2 separate regions of the Homo sapiens genome follow, and region 2 is linked to region 1. The links are chromatin contacts, found by Hi-C or POLR2A ChIA-PET in ENCODE. All regions are on one chromosome and are shown on one strand. The core of a region is the stretch at or near the end of the contact, and the rest is flanking DNA. Distances in the headings are between cores, read along the strand shown.

The links. Hi-C counts contacts between places; a loop is a spot of excess contacts on that map. ChIA-PET counts read pairs that join two places held with the same protein, here RNA polymerase II (POLR2A). Pooled maps may share reads with other maps.
Region 2: a loop to region 1 is called in a map of B cell, with 6 times the contacts of the local background. The contact joins the promoter of PXDC1 here to the promoter of SLC22A23 in region 1. A Hi-C loop is called at or near these places in 43 of 168 maps with a recorded cell type or tissue (A673, B cell, CD4-positive, alpha-beta T cell and 32 more), 2 of 37 single-sample maps with no recorded cell type and 36 of 50 pooled maps. POLR2A ChIA-PET finds 5 or more read pairs at or near these places in 1 of 52 experiments (MCF 10A).

The regions. Positions count from the first base shown.
Region 1 is chr6:3,453,872-3,459,314 of GRCh38, reverse strand. SLC22A23 (solute carrier family 22 member 23) reads left to right here and starts at 2,265. Exons shown (of 10, transcript NM_015482.2): 1 at 2,265-3,409. The coding sequence starts at 2,756. It overlaps LOC643327 (a long non-coding RNA gene), which reads right to left and starts at 3,612. Exons shown (of 2, transcript NR_147844.1): 1 at 3,064-3,612. RefSeq lists silencers at 1,988-2,207, 2,268-2,497.
Region 2 is chr6:3,749,966-3,755,329 of GRCh38, reverse strand. It overlaps PXDC1 (PX domain containing 1), which reads left to right and starts at 3,617. Exons shown (of 5, transcript NM_183373.4): 1 at 3,617-4,054. The coding sequence starts at 3,799. RefSeq lists silencers at 3,104-3,273, 3,324-3,563, 4,314-4,393.

The DNA of each region.
Region 1 (5,443 bases), core at 1,016-3,515:
TGTACCATTTGAGGATTTTTACCACCTTTTGCGAACAAAGACTAATAACATCTTCACAATGAAACTCTTTTCCTAGGGCCAGGGCTTCTCCCACGTAAAAATGCACATTAACAAACATCTTTGTAAACTCTTCCCTATAGTTGCCCCTGTATGATGAAATGGAGAAATCCGGTAATGTCCAGTCAGAAAATCTGGGTTCAAAACCAGATATTTGGCTCAGCTGGGGACCAACTCTTTGATCTGGTAGTCAGTCACCTGATCCTTGCTGTTTCTCTTTGAAAGCCCACTTCTTGGGGCGCTGAATGTGAGGACTGAGTGAGAGTGTGAATTTGAAAGCCAACTCTGAAACGCTGGCTATGATAGTTATTCTGATTGGAAGGGCCATTAAGGTCAATGGCAATGCTCCTTTTGTGATCAGTTACAAGAAAACAAATGGGTCCTTGTGACTGTGGGGGAAGGGAGGCAGAGCCAGACACAAAGTGGACCTCTTCTGGAAAATCAGCCACTGAAAGGAAAATAAATAAAATCCGTAAAGTTATATTTCAATTCAAAAAGAAATGTGGATTGTATGTAATGGCAAGAGGAGCACTGGTAATAATACATGTCTAACATTCATTGCGCACTTACTCTGTTCCAGGCATGGAGGTCAGAACTTTGCATGTATTAGCTCTTCAAATGAGGGGAGGAGAGGGAAGGAAAAGAAAAGTTAAGCTAATAAATAATGTGAAGTTGAAAAATTACCACGTACACAACGTGCACTATCGTGTCCCCCCCCGCCCCAAGCCCCCAGCTCTTTATATATGTGGTTTCCAGACCCATTTCTCAGCGGTCTGGTGTCTTTTGCAGCCCTTAGGGCCCCTTCCGCCCATTGTTATCTAATCACCCCTTCTCGGCCACGCAGGAAGGTCCACAACCTCCCCTGTCCCCCAAGACCCGCCCCCCGGCAGCCTTCAGAAATAGTTCTCTGGTACGTATGTGCCAGCATTTTATGCAGTAAACACATGTTGCCCTTAACACTGAACTGCAGGTTAAAAATGTATTCCACTAAATTGTGCAGCGGTTAGCTGAGCAAATAATGAAAATGCAAAAGAATACATTCAGTATATGGAGCTTAGAATATATCCTTTTGGAAAGCTAAACATTTTTTTTTTTTTTGCCCCAAATAAGACTAGAAATGGATTGCTCCATTTAAGACTTCCATTAATAAACTTCTCAGAATATGAAATGCCTCCAAAATGTGGGGACGCTGGGTTGAAAGGTGCCGGATAATTCTCTTTGGTGCGTGCGCTGGGTGCAGGAGGAAATATGCTAATGTAGCCGTTTGCCGCAGGGCTGGTGTTATTTATACAGCGCTGGCTGGGCAAGGTTGGCGCTGGAGCAGGAGAGGAGGGAGAGGTTTGTCTTCTTGTGTGAGAGTATAGATGTGTGCGCCTGTGCACACGGCGTTCCAAACGTGAATACAAGATCTTAGGGAGGGGGTGGGGAATGCCATCACGTTTATACTGTGTGTATTATAACTTGTGTTGGAGATATATCCCAGCATCGTGCTTACATCGCATGCACTTAGGAGTGGGGGAAGAAATGGCGATTTGGGAGTGGGTGCGGCGGGTCGCAGGTGGCCAGACACTGCGGGGGACTGGCGACCTGAAATTGGCAAAGGCGCCTCCTTGACCCTGCTCCACGGACACAAAAATCAACCTTATTCGCTCCTGGAAAAAGCGCAGAGGGTTGTTCCCGAAGGCTGAAGACCCTCGGGCTTGGGACTGGGAGCGGGGCGCGGGCAGCGGGACCGCCGGGCACCTCTGAAGAGACAGAGGTCACGGAGACCTGGCGCGCGCGGAGTGGGTGGGGGGCCCGCGCGGCTGCGGGAGCCCAGCCTCAGAGAAGACCCGGCCCACACGTTCTCAGCGCACGCCGACTTTGCCGGGACCCGTCGCCGGCCGGCGACCCCTGCTACGCGCGTCTCCTCCTCCCCCGCCCCGCCCGGCGCGAAACGGGCAACGGGCAGGGGATCCTCCAGCCAGGCGGGCCCGGGGTGTCCCGTTTCCCCCGCCCCCCTCCCGTGGATCCCGGGCGGCGGCGGCCGCGCGTCCGGGCTGGAGGGGGCGCTCGCGAGCAGGAGCCGAGCGCAGCAGGTGCCGCGGTTACCTCCACCTCGGCGGGGGGAGAGGGGGCGGGCCGGGGGGCAGGGAGGAGGGGGAGGAGGAGGAGGAGGAGGAGGAGTGGGGCCGGCTCCAGGAGCTGGAGAGCGCGGCCGGCTCGGCAGGCTGGGTCCAGAGCTCGCGGCTTCCGGGAGGCGCCCGAAGTCGGAGAAATACAGCGCGGCCACCCCGGGAGCAGCAGCCTTTGCCCGCACCGCCGCCCGCAGGGCCCTGAACCGCCGGCAAGGGCGCGGGCCGGGCGCGGCGCCGGCTCCTCCTCCTGCCGCGTCCGGCGCGGAGCAGCGGAGAGCGGCGGGCTCGGCAGCCGGCGCCCGGGCCGCGGAACTGATGAGCCGCGGCGGCTGAGGGCCCGGCCGGCCTCTGCCCGCCTCTGCCCGGCGCCCGAGCGGGGCCGCAGCGCCCGGGGCGCGGGGTCCGGCGGGTGACATGGGGGCGGCCTGACGCACCCGGAGCCGCCGAGCGCTCTCTCTCGAGCCGCGGGCCCTCCTCGGCGGCAGCGGCTGCAGGCGCCTGGCCCGGCGCGCTGTGCCCGGGGCGCCCGCGGAGCCTCCGCCGCGCTCTATGCGCCTCTGCGGGAGCCGCGGGCCCGGGCCATGGCCATAGACCGGCGGCGCGAGGCGGCGGGCGGCGGGCCTGGGCGGCAGCCGGCCCCGGCCGAGGAGAACGGCTCCCTGCCGCCCGGGGACGCGGCGGCCTCGGCGCCCCTCGGGGGACGCGCGGGCCCCGGCGGCGGCGCGGAGATCCAGCCGCTGCCCCCACTGCATCCTGGAGGCGGCCCGCACCCGAGCTGCTGCTCCGCGGCTGCGGCCCCGAGCCTCTTGTTGCTGGACTATGACGGGTCGGTGCTGCCCTTCCTCGGGGGCCTGGGCGGGGGCTATCAGAAGACCCTCGTGCTGCTCACCTGGATCCCGGCGCTGTTCATCGGCTTCAGCCAGTTCTCGGACTCGTTCCTCCTGGACCAGCCCAACTTCTGGTGCCGCGGGGCCGGCAAAGGCACCGAGCTGGCAGGGGTCACCACCACAGGCCGGGGCGGGGACATGGGCAACTGGACCAGCCTCCCCACCACCCCCTTCGCCACTGCCCCCTGGGAGGCTGCGGGCAACCGGAGCAACAGCAGCGGCGCGGACGGAGGCGACACACCACCCCTGCCATCCCCTCCGGACAAGGGGGACAACGCCTCCAACTGTGACTGCCGCGCATGGGACTACGGCATCCGCGCCGGCCTCGTCCAGAACGTGGTCAGCAAGGTAAGGGCCGCAGCCGCCCAGTCCCTCCAACCCTCTCCCTGCAGACCGAGGTCCAAGCCCGAGCCAGCGGGAGAACCGAAGTCCCCAAAGTGGTGGTGCTAGAGTGTGTGTAGGGCATTCCGCATTGGCTTAATCTCCTTCCGTCCCCCAAACCACATGCCTTTACTTGGGTGTAAAGGGAGCACCATAGCCTTTACTAGTTTGCACCCAAACTCCTGTCCCAGTACGCGGATGGAAAGCGCGCCCTTCCCCCACCCTCGGGGCGAGGCAGCTGACCTGTCACCAGCCCCCTCTGGAGGAGTCGGACTGGCGTCGTTCAAGGTCTGCTGGGGGAGTCGGGACCACAGCCCTGTTCTGCCCGGCTAGTTGTCCCTGGGTCTCCCACAAAGCAATAGTCTTCCATCTCGCACTTGATTTTGACACAGGTAAAGCCTACTAAAGAACTGGAGAGCCAGAGAAGCAAAGACTCCTGCAAATCCCCAACCCGCAGCCGATGCTTAGTCCTCCCCAAAGATATCTGACTTTAGGCTTTGCTACCCCAGTGTCTCCTCCCATGTTTTCTCAGCACTTCAGTAAACATCACTACAGTATAGGAAGGACGCGGAGAATATGTCATTTGGGTGTTCCCCGGCCGTCACCGCTCTTACACAGCAGCTGCTTTGGGCTGAGGCACTGAGAACGGGGGTGTGCTTTAGCTGAAACATGCACCTTGTCCTCTGAGTCCTGTAGCTAAAGCTCCCTTGCAGAGGTATTGCGTGGTGTGAAATGTAGCAGAAGGGAGTTGTGAGACAAGTGTGAAGGCCTAAACACAGAGTGGGCAATGGTGGACACTCAATGCCCCTAGACAGCTGTAATTTTATTCTTAACATATAAGAGATATCAAGACATTTGTAGTTTTGCTCCTTGTGTCTAAACTAATTAATTCACATTTTAAAGTAAATACAGACTCTCCTCCACCCCACCCGCTACCCATTCTGGGCTGTTCTGGCAGAGTTTTAAATGCTTTGTCGAAATGTATGAAATTGGACAGTTTTAAATAGTCAATGTGCATGTAACCTCCTCCCCCCGTGTGCATTGGTTAACAGTTGTAGCTCATGGATGTGTAAGATAAACTCTTACATCATCATAATCATTGTTTTAATCTTGTACCAACCTGGCCAGAAATGCTCTGTCCTGTGGGAACTGTCTGACTGAGCTGCCCCTGCTGCCCTGCAAGGTAATGGGGAAGGTCCTTCTAGCTGGGTTCACCTTGATCCCACCCACCTCCTACCCCCTGCTTTCTAAAGGTGTTTCTGTGACTGTTTTCCCTTCACGGAGGGCAATATTTCTTTGTTGGTTTAGCAGCAAAGAAAAATTAAGAACAATGACTATTTAAATCACTGTGTATGTCTGACAGACTGAGGATTTGGCAACATTGTTAAGTATTTCAAGTGTCTTTCTAGAGCAGAGGGAGAATAATGGATCAAAGTGAGTATGTGTGAAGAGCGCTGTGTCCTGGGGTCAAAGTAGAGGTGAACTTGAAAGTGATGAGATGGGATAGAGTGCCATTACCTTGGCAGTGAGGACCCAGGAAACAGCTATTCACACTCAGCCATGCACGGTGGGAGGAGAGAACAAAAATAGTTCTTAAAAGCAGACTATGGAGGCATATTGGAGAGCTGGGCAGTTTTTCTAAATTAGCATTCGAGAGGGTCACAGACAGCCCTCATGTGTGTGGCATGTTTTGGGTGATGCTTGATGACACGTTGCAGTTACTGGGCCAGACTGAGAGGGGAAACCTGGGAACAATAATTAGACACACATTTTCTTATACAGTAAAGCCTAGAAAGGACATATTGATTTTCACAGACAAAAAAGATCTAAATAAAGGACTGCCTTCCCAGTGTTCTGTGTGTTTCAAGCACATAACAAATGCTTCAAAGAGCTTTTCAAGCACATTTTGGCATGTTGGAAGGCAGACTTTTCCTGTGCTGCTGTGTATGTTGAATACTGTATCAGATGCACTAATGTGGGATGTACACTATGGTGAGTGCA
Region 2 (5,364 bases), core at 2,368-4,867, 290 kb before region 1:
GTATTTTTAGTAGAGACAGGGTTTCACCATGTTGGCCAGGCTGATTTTGAACTCCTGACCTCAGGTGATTCTCCCTCCTTGGCCTCCCAAAGTGTTGGGATTACAGGTGTGAGCCACCGCGCCAAGCCAGAACATCTTATTTAAATGAAAAGGGATTAATATTTCACCAGGCAATAAATGTAGCAGTTTCTTTTCTCTCCATATCTACAACCAATGGTGATATTTTATAAGCTAATTCTAAAGAGAAGCATTTTTTTTTAAATGATAAAAGCCACGTTTTGCTCAGAACTACTACTGTTCACATACCACATAAGTTGTTTTACAGCAAATACCAGTTTGCCAGGCTCCAGATGGCAAAATGCTAAGTTGTGAGTTCAGTATTGTCCAGCTAGTTGTTTTTCTGAGATCCGGCAGCATGTACTGTTGAGAGAGGACACTGTGTTGCCGCCACTTCTCATAGCTGTCTACTATGGTAGACCATTCATGTCTTTAAAATGCAAGTCTTAGCAAAAAGCCTCCCACAAATTCAGTGGATATCACAATGTTCTGTTTGATAAAGTCAGTTGCTTCTTCAACTGTATTGTTGATTTCAGGTGCTGCTTTATTTGCTCATTTCTTAGTCTGTCTTTTTTTTTTTTTTTCTTTTTTGAGATGCAGTCTTGCTCTGTCATCAGGCTGGATTGCAGTGGCGTGATCTCGGCTCATTGCAACTTCTGCCTCCTGGGTTCAAGCGATTCGCCTGCCTCAGCCTCCCAAGTAGCTGGGATTACAGGCGCCCACCACCACGCCCAGCTAATTTTTGTAGTTTCAGTAGAGATGGAGTTTCACCATGCTGGCCAGGATGGTCTCGATCTCCTGACTTGGTGATCCACACGCCTCGGCCTCCCAAAGTGCTGGGATTACAGACATGAGCCACCACGCCCGGGCCTTAGTATGTCTTTTTGCTTTATGTACGTCTCTTTCAATTCTCTTCCAGTCAATCTGGAAGTCACTGCAGTTGCTGCAACCTTCCCAACTTTTGGGAGCAAAAATCCTGCATACCAGCCTGTCACGCCACACATTCCAATCTGGGTAGCTACTGAGTATTTCTCTGTAACACCATAGGTCTCCAACTGGGGCCAAACACTCAATTCCACCGCTGATGTCTTCTTGCATACTCAGTTAAATCCAACACTTCATAAGAGTCGTCATCACTTTCATATTCTTGGGGGCTGGGGTTAGAGGTCACCATGATACCACAGGTGGCCTGTTTTGGGGTGGTCCTGCCTGCCCTCCTCTTCCTGGCACTTTCAGAAAATAAGTAACAGAAAAATACTGAGAAGAAAATAATAATCTTATTAAGCAAATGGGCTTGTCACCGGTGGAGGATGTCCAGGTTCTTGGCATCTTGAACAAAGAATTGGACAAAACGCACAAACAAAGCAAGGAAGGAATGAAGGGATTTATTGAAAACGAAATTACATTCCACAGTGTGGGAGCGGCCCGAACATAGGGGCTCAAAGGCCCCGTTACAGAATTTTTGGAAGTTTAAATATCCCCTAGATGATTCCATTGTTTACTTCACTTACCCTCTACGTAAATGCAGAGGATGAAGTAAAGTTACAAAGTCACTTACAGCATACGCCCTATGGAGTGGATATTTCCTGTTACAGCCGAAGTGTGAATTGGCCTTATGTTCCCTGCCTCCTGACCCTATTTTCCTGCCTCAGGCTCACTGCTCAATGTACACGGAAGCAATACCATGGTACTGCCTTTGAGAAAAGAAAGACTTTATTGCAAGACCAGCCAGCAAGGAGACAGGAGGCAGGTTCAAATCTTCCTCCCTGATTTGGGGTCTGGGGCAAGTTCTAAGGAAGCAGAGGGCAAAGGAAAGGACTTAGAAATGTTGGCTGGGCAGGATCTGTTTGAAGGCCTTCAAATTTGGCCATTTATGGTACGGTATGTTGAGGTGGATTTTAGCCCCTATCTTCTGGGCCAAGAGACCCTTCCCTTCTGAGAGTTCGAATGTTCGGGTTCCAGTCATGTCCCAGTCTTCTTCGTTCCAAGGAGACGAATAGTTGGTTCTGGATGTTTGTTAGAGATCAAATCTTTTTCTATGGTGCATGCCTGGGCTTTGTGACTTAAGAGTTTTTGGCTCTGTTATACCTGCAAGGTAACTCAACATTGTTACAAACAGAGTAAGCCCCGTTTGGGCTGGTACTGTGGTTACAACGGCACTTATTCCCACCACCTAGAGTCAAGAGCTGCTGGCACACTGGCTGTTTACTTCCAGTTCCCACGGCCCCTATTCCCCTATACAAAATTACACAGGAAACATATGCGTTCATTTAATTAGCAAGTGTATATAAAAACATCATAGACAAAGCAAAAGTCTCTCTTGACACTCTCCATCTTGACCTGTTCACCGCCCCAGACCAGGTGAGGAAATTTGAAGCTATGCTATCTGCAAGTCACTGGCGCAGTCGGAATAAAAGTTGGTCGTGGTGGGGGCGGGGGGGGGGTGGTCATCTGGGTCGGGACTGAGTCGAGGCAGGTGGGACTGAGTGGTAGGGACCTGGGGGGACATCTGGGTCGGGTCTGAGTCCAGACAGGCCACCTGCCTTGGGCCTCTAACATTTCCGCGCAGCGCTGGGCTTTGAGGCTTTCCAGAGCGCTGCCGGGGCGGGGGCGGGGTGAGGTGAGGGGCTCACCCTGGCTCTCCCACCCCTGCCTACGGGCTGTGAGGTCACTCGATTCATTTCTGGAACTAACTTGTAATTCTCAAACAAGTGCTATTAATTCTCTTCCAACTAGGAACGGCCTCAGTAACGCGCCGCTGAGTCAGTTTTCAGGGCGGGCGGTTTCCCCAAGTCCACTCCTGAGGCCCCTCAAGAGCACCCACCGCGTCCAGCTTCCCAGGGCGCTCCTTCCCAGGAGACCTTCTTTTCGCCACTGTTTTCTCCCCTCTTCCCACTTCTCCGAGGGCTGCCCCGCGGTCTGTCCGGCCGTGTCCCAGGCCTTGGCGCGGCTGAGGCATGACCGGAATGCGCGGGAGGACGCGGGGCACGGAGGGGACCTGAGGCACGGAGGGAACCCGGGGCGGGCCGGACTGGCCTGGGCCCTCGTCGGGGCGGTGCTCGACCCGGCCCGCGCCCCCCGCCCCGACACTCGCAGCCCCGCCTCCGGACCCCGGGTAGTTGCCATCCCCTCGCGGGCCGGGTGGGGCGCGCAGCTCCTAGCCCTGGGAGGTCCCGAGGATCGCGAAACGGAAAGAGAAAAAAGTCTGCGCCGAGCGCCTGGCAAGCAGGGCCCGCCCCGCCTCCCTTCCCGGCTGGTCCAGTCACCGACCTGCGGCTCCGGGGCCGCGAGGGAGGAGGCGCGGGGGGCGCGAGGCGGGGGCGAGCGCTTGGGACTCGGCCCGGCTCCCGGCTCCGGGGGTTCTCGTGGCCGCGGCAGCGCGGTCTCTGCGGAGGCGGCGGGGGCGCGGCCAGCCGGACCTCTTCCTTTCCAGAGCGGCCCGCGGCGCCCGTTCCGCGGGAGGCGGGCGGGAGGCGGACGCGGCCTAACCTCGACGTCGACTACCGCGCCGCCCGCGATGGGAAGCGCCTTATAAAGCCGCGCCCGGCCGGCCCGAGCCACTCGCCGCCGCGCCGCCCCGCTGCCCCGAACGCGGGCCATACGCAGCCTCCTTGGAGTGACGGGCCGACCCCGGACGACCCCGGCCACGGACAGACCCGGGACGACCCCGGCCGGGGCGCGCCTCCTGCGGGCGGGCGGGCGGCGGGGCTGGGGAGCCCTTGGCGGGGGCATGCGTGCGACATGGCCTCGGCGGTGTTTGAGGGCACGTCGCTCGTGAACATGTTCGTGCGCGGCTGCTGGGTGAACGGCATCCGCAGGCTCATCGTCAGCCGGCGCGGCGACGAAGAGGAGTTCTTCGAGATCCGCACGGAGTGGTCGGACCGCAGCGTGCTCTACCTGCACCGCAGCCTGGCGGACCTGGGCCGCCTGTGGCAGCGCCTGCGCGACGCCTTTCCCGAGGACCGGTCCGAACTGGCGCAGGGGCCGCTGCGGCAAGGTGCGGGGCCGGGGACGCGGGAGGGGCGCGGGGCCGAGGCAGCCTTGAAGTGCACGAAGGAGGCGGGGAAGAGACTTCAACCGAGATTGCGACTTCTCCTTTCTGCCCGCCCTGGACAGGGGACACTTGGACCCCGCGCCCGCAGACGAGGGGTGCCCGGGCGGCGGGGTTAGGGGGACGGGGAGCCAGCCTGCCCAGCCTGGGGGCGCCCCCGGCGGAGGAGCCAAATGGGGCGGGAAAGGGGCCGAGGCCGGCAGGGCGGGCGCCGGACTCTCCCTGAGGACGAGTCACTTCCGAGGAGGGCGGGGGCGCCCGGGGCTGAGCGGCTCACAGGGTCGGCCCGGCCCTAGCCCCCTGCCCGGTACCTCCCGAGGGCCGGCGGGCGGGCGCACTGGGAAAGCGTCTGGGAGCAGTTAACTGCAGGGTCCGAGCCGGGGGTCGCGTCGGGTCTGGCCGCCGCCCCGAGTTCTCCCCGCGGAGGGCGCGCCCCTGGTCTTCGAGCGCGAGGTGCCACGCAGCCCTTCCGTCCCTCCTCGGAGCGGCCGCCCCGCCCGCGGCTGCCGCGGACAGCCAGGGCCCCCCCGCACCCCCGCCAGGGCTGGTCCCCATTCGCGTTTGATCAGCTGCGCCGCCTCCTCCCCGGCCTCGTGACCGTCCTGGCTCGCGGGAATTCTTGTTTTCAGAAACCGCGGTGGCTTCCCTTTTCCTACCGCTCTGCCCGATCTTTCTTTTGGAGGCCAGGCTGAGGGGGTGGAAGCCGGGAGGACGCAAGAGAGAGGGACTGGAATTGAGACGGGAAGAATTGCGGGGTGGAGGGGGCAGGCCGAGGAGAGGGGCCGCCTGGGAGGGCCGGGAGGGGAGAAGGGGCGGGAAGACTGGAGGACTTCCGAGCAGGTCCCACCCCCCTCCATGGGTGACCACCTGTAGCTCGGAACATTGGGACAGTGGCCCAGCAGCCTTCTTTTCTGCAGTCCTCCTCTAAGCAGAGACCTCCTGAAAGCTTGGGGCCAAGTTACTGAAGCAGAAGGTGGCCCGTCCAAGTCTCCCCAGCCTCCTATCTGGCTGCGTTCTTGAGATAACCTGTGCTTTCCCCTGGCGATGGCCCCAACCCCAGTGTGAGAATTACGTGGATAATTAGCTTAGTTCTCATGACACATCTTTTGGAAGGGCTCCCACAGCCAGCGAGTTGGGGCCCTGAGCGAGAAGGCCCGCCTTTCAGGCCTCCCTCTGCTCCCCAGAGCCTCACATTTATAGCTGTTCTCCAGACAGTTGGGTGTTATTTCAAGCATGGAAGCAGTTTTCCTTGGATT